Linked DNA regions of Homo sapiens: region 2 is linked to region 1. A link is a contact called in ENCODE Hi-C or POLR2A ChIA-PET data. All regions are on one chromosome and are shown on one strand. The core of a region is the stretch at or near the end of the contact, and the rest is flanking DNA. Distances in the headings are between cores, read along the strand shown.

Region 1 (4,131 bases), core at 1,035-3,534:
TGTGTGGAGACGTAGAAACCCTCTGCCCTGTGATTTGGGTCTCTGCTGATCTCTGAAGATGGGTGCGGGTGATGAAAGAGGCAAAACCTAGAGGCAGAGGGAGAGGACCCATTTTTAAAACCCCAGCGAGCACAGACACGCCACCTGGAATCCCAGCCTCCCCTGAGCCCAGTCAGCATGAGTCACCCCACAGCCCTTCACCTGTGGGTTGCAACACGGTTGACAGAAACTCCACAGCCTTCCATGAGGTGGGCAGACAGGTACATACAGAGGAGTGTGCCATCCTTTGGACTGCAATAAGCTTTGCAGTTACAGTTGGCACCAAATAGCCCTTCAGCCACCAATAAGCTCTGTGAAGTGGTTGGGCACCCAGGCTCTGCTCTCGGATTAAATCCCAGCTCTAGCTCTACCACTGCCTAGCTCTGCAGCTTGAGTAGTTTACTTCAGTATTCTGTACCTCAGTTTCCTCATCTATAAAATGGGGGTATCAAAAATGTCTATCTCCCAGGGTTGCTGTAAGGATTAGGCGACACAATGTATGCAAAGGCGCACAATGCCCGGTGCCTGTGGTATATGAAGCACCTACTAGGTGCCAGACACTGGAGATTCCACAGTGAGCGACACAAAGTCTTTGCTCTTATGGAATTTACATTCCAGAGGAAGGGGAGAAAGACAATAAACGATTAGAAAAATATCATAGGTCATATTACATTGTATCATAAGTCATAAGGGCTCTGCAGAGAACAAAAAGTAGTGTGATCCAGAGTGATTGAATGTCTACTTTATTAACAAGGGTGACTGAAGAGGGCTGCTCTGAGGAGGTGGCTTTATTAGCAATTATTTACTATTATTTATTAGGGTCCCCTGGGCTTCCCCCAACACAGCCTCCAGGGAGAAACCAATCTCTGAGAGTTCTCAAACCCAGTACCCCCTCTCCAGAGCCCTGACCCCACCCCAAGAGGGCTCCTTTGAATTCTGACTTTACCCTGAAAAACCTCCATAAATTGGCAGGGGTAGCTGAAACCTCACTTGCCGTTCCCAGAGAAGAGAGAGAGGAGTGGGCCAAGTTGAGGTTTCCAGGAAGACACAGCAAAGAGATAATTTGCCAAAAGGGGAAGGGTGGGGGAGGGGAGAATAGAAAGAGAGAGAGGGAAAAAAAGATGCCAAGATCTCTGGCTTAGATTTAATTTCAAACTAATCCTGGAAGAAGCTCTTTAAAAAGCTCTTACATTCTCCTGTTTGTGTTTGTGGATATTCTGGGGTTTACCAAGCTTGTTCTTTATAGTAGACAGCTCACAGCAATTACTCCACAATTACTTCATCTGACAGGCATTGAATTTCTCCCAAGTTCCCAATACAGAACGAAGCACTTGGAGCCTGTGAAATGACCAGCTGGCTGAGGCTTCAGAGGAGCCTTCAACTTTTCTATCCCTTCTGTGCTGACCAGAGGTATGTGGCTTGCCCACACCCCCTTCACACCCAATAAAAGCCTGTTCTCCTTTACTCCCCCACCCCCTGCCACCAACACACACCCCCCAGATTGTAAACTCCTTTAGAACAGTAACCCCTGTTTTTTCTGGCCTCAGTTTCTCCAGAACCCAGAGTAGGGTCTGGCACACAACGGGTGCTCAATGAATGTCTACTGAATTGAGGCCACTGACTTCAGCCCAAGGGGCAGCCAGACTTGGAGTGAGATGACTGCAGATTGGATCTGGGCTGGGACCTCGCTAGCTGTGCCCTTGGGCAAGGCACTTTGCCTCTCTGGCCTCCATTTCCTCCCTCATCTGTAAAATATGTGTTGAAGAGGAAGGGGGAAGCGATAATAAATCTACCACGGTAGGTTACTTTAAGAACCAAAAGAAGTCACTTGAGTAACTGCAAAAGATTATTCAAAAATATTACCTTAAAGGGGAAACTGAAAAAAAGGGAACTTATACAAAGATCTACCTGGGAAAAGTTGCTCTCTCCTTTGAGAATTCCCCAGTGGTACAGAAGGAGGGGGCAAAGAAATTTGGGGGTGGGGATGTTTCTGGGTATCTGGGACAATGACTAGAAACAGGAATCAAGTTTTCCTTTAAGCCAAGTTATCTGTTTGTCCCTGTACTTTTCCTCTAGTTATCTTGCTTCTTTCCAACATTTTCTTCTCCATCCCTCCTCCCTCATCTCCACCCCCCACCCCCTCACCAAGGAAGGAATTGGCCAGCTCCACCCAGCCAGTCCCCCATAGCTCCGCCCTCCTCGGCGGGCTAAGAGTTAACAGCTGCACCTGTTGAGGTATACCTCCAGTCGCCGGCACCTGTACCTGTAGCCAATCAGCGCCAGCGCTGCTGGGAACCTACCTGTCAGCAAAATCTCGACACCCAAACCTCAACATAAATCAAACACTTTCCCGGGCAGAGAATGTCTGTGTCAGGCAAGAATTAGAGACAAGCGGTCAGCAGAGCCTCAGTGCTGATCGTCGGAGCTTGGGAGCAGGAAGATGTCGAATGAACTTGAGTGAGTAAACATCGGTGGATACCTGCCGCTCTCAGAGCGTGGAGGCTGGATGGGGTTTCCTGGAGGGGGAAGAGCGGGGAGGCCGGCACCGGGATTCACAGAGCAATTTGTAAGGGTAAATGAATGGGCTGACGATCTTACTTTGGCGTGTCAAGGCAAGCCCCAGTCTCAAGCTAGAGGTGAGTGTTTCCCTGGGAAAATAGTTTTTCTCATTCTCTTTGCTGAGCAGTTTCGAGCCAGGCAGGGAAACACAAGACTGAAACTGTGAAGGTTTCTGGCACCACTTTTTGATCCTCTGAAGGGGCCTTGGAAATCAGACGACCCCAATCCCATCGAGGCTTTCTATCTTCTTGCCAAAAGGAACTTCTTTAAGGTAGTTCTAAGAGCTGTCTTAGGCAGAGAGTTGGGTTTCTCTAAAGGGACTTGTTTGCTGGGTTGGAACAGTCCCAAGTGGGAAGGTTACAGTGTGGTGGTTAAGCATGTGTACTCTTTGTAGTGGGCTTGACCTAAGTTCAAATCCAGGCTCTGTCCCTGGGTGATCTCAGACAAGACATTCAATTTTTCTGGGCTTCATTTTCCTCATCTGGAAAATGGGTACAAGAATGCTTTGTAGAATTCTGGAAAGAGTTAAGTGTGATAAATGCTGTAAAATGCTTAGCATAAAGCTATGGTCTGAAGATGCGTTCAGTAAAATGTGGTTCCTCTCATTCAGAGGCAGTTCTAAGGCTGGGGAAGATGAGAAGTGATTTTTGGTAGGTCACCTCTTTTGGCTGGGAGGATGCATGTGCCTTCCTGCCCACATCTGAGATTTAAGATCCTGACTGACTGATGCTGATCTTCACCATGATGTCCTTCTTGGGGTCCAGACCTTAGAGAAGGTAGGGTGAGGCTGGGATCTGGGCTGCTTTAGATTGGGTTCAGGGAGCTGGCAGGAGAAGCCAGAATCCTTTAAACACAGGCTCTCCTTTTCCTGCCACCCTCAGAGGTGAGTGGGCAGAGGCAAGGATTGTACCATCTTTTTTCTAACTGCTCCTCAACAGACTTTTAAGAACTTGAAGATCTGTGGGCAGACAGCAGTGCTAGGTCCTGACTGCAGACCGGATTCTATGTTCTAGCTAGCCCTTCAGCTCTTCATGTTCACAGCACAATCACTTGGGTTAACAGGCACATTTCTTTTGAATGAATTTCCCGGGGTTGACAATGTATTGACAATTGGACCGCAATGAGAATAAGAGCAGGAGCATTGGTACTGACACCTGGGTTCAAGTCCCAGCTCTAGCACTTATAGCTGTGTGATGTTGAGCAAGTCCCTTAATCCTCATCTGTAAATAGTGGCCAACAGTAGTATCCACCTCATGGGGTTGTTAGAGGATTTGACAATTTTAGAATAGTGATTGCTTTTAAGGCTGGTGGAGAACACACCAGTAACACCATTGTCATTTCATGTAGAACTAACCAATCAATGAGCATTCCCAAACCTCTTGCTATTTTTCCATACTTTGAACGCGCAAAAAAATCTTGACATGTGTCTCCATCCCACTTAAATTTGCTGGCTAAAACTGCGGAGGCTACAGACAGAATCTATTCATTACTGCACGTTAGGGGGTATGTGTTCTGAAGCTGGGTTACTTGAAC
Region 2 (4,131 bases), core at 530-3,029, 46 kb after region 1:
TAAAACAGTGGAAATAATACCTACTACCCAGATTGTTAGGAAGATTGTGCTTTACTTGTAACATTTGTTTAAAAACATGAAATCTGTTCGAATAGAGGTTAAAATAAAAAACTGCATTGAAAGCAGAGAGAAAGAGACAGAGACAGAGGGACATTAATTCCAACAAGATGAATCCAGAAATCCATCCAGAAATCCAGAAAATCTTCAGGTGGGGAAGAGCATTTCCAGCAGAGGGAACAGCAGGAGCAAAAGCATGGAATGGGGAAAGCTGTAGCTGTTATGGCAGGAATTGGGACACAAGGAGACAGACGCTGAGCACCTAGACTGCCTTCAACCCTCCATTCACCAGTGATTTCCTGGGTTGTTCACTTGCTTCTGATACTCCCCACTTACAAACCCTGATGAAAACTTAAAGGCAAGATCTATTTATGGCCTCTCAATCCAGCCTAATCTCCCATGTCCTGCTGCTTCCGTTTTACCTTCCAGAAACACCCAACACAACACAGTTCAGCAACTCCATGCCTTTGTCCCTGCTGTTCCTTCTGTGAGAAACACCAACTTTCCCTGCAAACTCGAATTCAATTCTTGACGTTCTCACTTTCTTCCAGGGAAACTTCTCTCCTCCACCCACGCCTGTCTCGCCACCCCCCACCTGACTGTCTTGAATGTTCCCATCCTGTGACTCAAGTGAGGAACATGGGTTTTGGAGATGGATTTTGGAGGCAGAGGGACCTGGATTCAAATCCCAGCCCCACCACCGTCAACAGCCTGCACTTCACTGTAAACTCGGAATGACACACCCACCTGGAGGAGAGGTGGAAGGACGACGGCAGGTCACATCTGAGAGCTCTCAGCTCAGAGTATGTGGCCCCTGAATACATTCTGGCTATTACTTTGCATTTAAAATGTTGCATTTTCTATGGCTTTTACTTGCCTAGCTCTTTAAGGGAAGGTATTGTGTCTTCCTCAGCTTTGAGGCCCCTAGCCCTATCCCGGGAACATTTGCTGAAGTGCAGAGAAAAGCAGAGGGCTGGCAGCATGTAAAGGAGCCCAGGCATCTGAGGCCCACATGACAGTTTCATCCTCATCCAGGGCTGGTCCCTCCATGTCGAGGTGGGGCTGACAAATCACAAAGGTCAGGCTGGATCAAACCCAGGGCAGCCCACAGTGCATTGTGACCAGGGCTTTTATGAGCCTCATTGCTCAGTTATAAAAGCCAACCTGGCCCTGCCCCGTGGAAAGAAAACATCTATCAAAGGCTCTGAGTTGGCCACAACTGGATTAAGTGTGTTTGCAGCTTCCAATGTGAGCTGTTTGCAAATCACCTAAGAATAATGAATGTCTTAGAGGACTCAGCAGGCCACTTGGGGAAAGCATCTGAGACCCTCCAGACACTCCCAGGCACACATTCACTCGCCTCAGGGATTCCCAGGGTTGGGAGGGATAAAGGGGCAATTTTTCTCATCATTAAAGGGCAGCCGATTGCCTCTGGGGTGGAATGCAGTATCTGTTTAACAGGGTAGCGGGTGACAGATTACAGCTGCTTGGGAAGAAGCATCCCATATCTAATTGAAAATCCCAGGGGAAGTTAGGGTGGGTCCAATCTAATTACCAAAATTGGAGTGGGGCCAACGGGGCTTGATTTTTCAGCTCTAGCTGTGACAAGACAGCGTGTCTGTGCAAATCCAGTGGCTTAAAACTCCAGGAAGCAGATCAAGGGTTAGAAAAATGGCCCTGAGTGTTGCACCTCCTTGCTGGGGAGCATGAGTTGGAAGGCATTGCCTAGGAGGAACTATTTTGATCTCCAAAACTCTCACCCTGACTCACCCTAAGTGATTGAGTCATCACTGTGACGGATATTGAAGACCTCAGAAGCGAAACCTTGGCTGATACTTCACTTTGCTTCTGAAGACACCCTGGAAGCTGAGAAGTCCTCTTAGCTTTGAGTCAGCAAGGTGGCCATGGCCAAGGAACACCCGATGGCATGACCTTTAGCTAAGGAGCTCAGAAATGCCAGTGCTAACAAACAGCCAGCCCCAAGCACAGCATCCGCCCTGCGGGGCCACACTAGAAACCCTAGGAAGACACAGAGGACCCGCTCACCTGCTTTGATAAAAATACAAGTTACCATGTGAATTTTGTGGGTTATCTCCTTTTATCCTTACAACCACATTATGAGGTGTTCTTATCCTGGTTCACCAAGGATGACTTTGAACCCACTGGGAGTTAAGTGACCTCCCTTCCCCCAGGCCCACAGGGCTGGTGAGCAGGGAAAGTGGAGGTTCCATGGTACTGACTTTGGGGCCTACGCTAATCAATCCACTGCCCACGCTGCCTCCATGGCCTCTTCAGGGGACGTGATCAGCCGTTCCCTGCCCTAATGGTGGCCTCCTGAGCTTTGGTCATATCCAGCCATCCTCTCACGGCTGGGCTTTACATTTTTTGGCCAGTAACATGAGACTAAAAACTCCAGGGAGAATTCATATCTGCACTGATGCTTCCTGCACCCTGAAGAAAGCAGATCCAGAAAAGCATTTCTGTAGCTGTAACTCTGCCCAAGAATGGGAAGCCCATCAACTCCAACCCAAGACAGATGAGGGCAGGTCTCCCCCTGCATGGCACGCGTGTGTTCCCGAGAAAGAAACATGGCGGCAAGTCACCGCCGCTCCACGTAGCCGTGGAGAGCTAAAGAGGATTAGTTCTGATGTGGACAAAGTCCTAAGGGAAGGTGCATGCAGATGGGGTCACCTCAGGGGTCTACTGACCTCAGGAACCCGTGTAGCTCCTGTCCCTCTCTTCCCTCCAGGGACACAGGAGAAAACAGAACTGGAATTTGAGAAACTGGATTTTGGATATTTCCTCAACACTCTGATATTCAGCTGTCTTTTCTTTTCATTACATCATTTTCTTCATCATTCATCGGGAACAGATAAATGTTTTTTTTAGAATAGTCCAAAGCCTACCAGTCTTATCTTCTTGCTTTCCAAATAAAATGATAAATTTCTTAGCTTCATCTTTCCCACGTTAATTTTAAAATACATAATCTGGACCTCCTCTGTGGGTCCAGGCTGGCTCCACGTTCGTTGTCCCCTGTGTGCTCTCCTGAGTCCATGGTGAGCAAACCTGGGATTCTGATGTGTCAGAAATGCAGACACCCTTCTTTCGCTTATAGAGAAATGAAGACCCAGAGAGGTGCCCAGAGCAGCCCCAGACCACAGAGCCAGCTATACAAATGTCGTGCTATAGAGCCTGGGGCACCATCCCCTCATCAGGGTGAACCCAAGTTTAGGAGACAGCGGGTTAATAGGTTCCTTTACTGCAGGCCTTCTCAGAGCCTTTAAGATGCCTGTGCAGACTGCGATGTTCTCAGGGGCAGAGGGTTACGATGCAGTGCTTCTCAGACTTATTAACCAAAGACCTTTTATTTGTGAAGCATTGACAGAGAGCCAGCGAGCCCTAGAAGCCCCAGACACGCAGTCCCGCTGCACTGCCCAGTGGGAAGACGGCCCCATGGGTTGTACATGGCCATACACCCCTGGGGCCACCTAACCCGGCATTTTGCTGCAGGCTCCTCCACCTGGCTTCGAGGCTGTTCCCAGATGAGGTTGGCTGGAGGCGTGGTGTCCTGTTCACCTGAGCCTCCAGTACAGAACTAGAAATCTATAGAGTCTGCTGACTGACAAATGCAAACGCCATAAAATAAGAACGATCTCAAACCACCTGTTCAAACTTGAGCAAAAGCCAGAAGATATTTCTCCAGATAAAGCAGTTAAAAATTGAGCATCCTCCACTCTTATGTTATTTCACCATTTTCCTTGAAGAAGCTTCCAAATTTGGGCTGGGGGCTTGAGCTGCCATGCCAAATAACAGCTGTATTGTATAATATAGCCTAGTAGGTCTATAGGATATACAATAACCACAGCTATCATTATAAGGGTAATAGCTATTTTCTTTCTTTTTGAGACCAAGTCTTGCTCTGTCACCCAGGCTGGAGTGCAGTGGCATGATCTCGGCTCACTGCAACCTCCACCTCCCCGGTTCAAGCAATTCTCCTGCCTCAGCCTCCTGAGTAGCTGGGATTACAGGCGCCCTCCACCACGCCCAGCTTTGTATTTTTAGTAGAGATGGGGT

Evidence for each region. Hi-C counts contacts between places; a loop is a spot of excess contacts on that map. ChIA-PET counts read pairs that join two places held with the same protein, here RNA polymerase II (POLR2A). Pooled maps may share reads with other maps.
Region 2: a map of mammary epithelial cell shows a loop between it and region 1 (4-fold over the local background). The contact joins the enhancer-like site here to the promoter of GRHL3 in region 1. A Hi-C loop is called at or near these places in 5 of 168 maps with a recorded cell type or tissue (B cell, PC-9, mammary epithelial cell and 1 more), 3 of 37 single-sample maps with no recorded cell type and 13 of 50 pooled maps. POLR2A ChIA-PET finds 5 or more read pairs at or near these places in 10 of 52 experiments (H1, HCT116, HEK293 and 7 more).

The regions. Positions count from the first base shown.
Region 1 is chr1:24,317,073-24,321,203 of GRCh38, forward strand. It overlaps GRHL3 (grainyhead like transcription factor 3), which reads left to right and starts at 2,285. Exons shown (of 16, transcript NM_198173.3): 1 at 2,285-2,496. The coding sequence starts at 2,480. All of the region lies in intron 1 of GRHL3-AS1 (GRHL3 antisense RNA 1), which reads right to left.
Region 2 is chr1:24,363,577-24,367,707 of GRCh38, forward strand. The region is part of intron 7 of STPG1 (sperm tail PG-rich repeat containing 1); the gene reads right to left. It also overlaps a transcript of GRHL3 not described here. Among named protein-coding and RNA genes, the nearest start is that of GRHL3-AS1, 44 kb to the left of the region's middle. RefSeq lists enhancers at 1,241-2,440, 1,643-1,937, 1,702-1,751. Within about 2 kb of position 1,780, at least 9 of the 41 ENCODE cell types and tissues checked have a DNase peak (open chromatin) inside an H3K27ac peak, as active enhancers do; they include HCT116, PC-3, PC-9 and 1 more, where a contact is called at or near this core.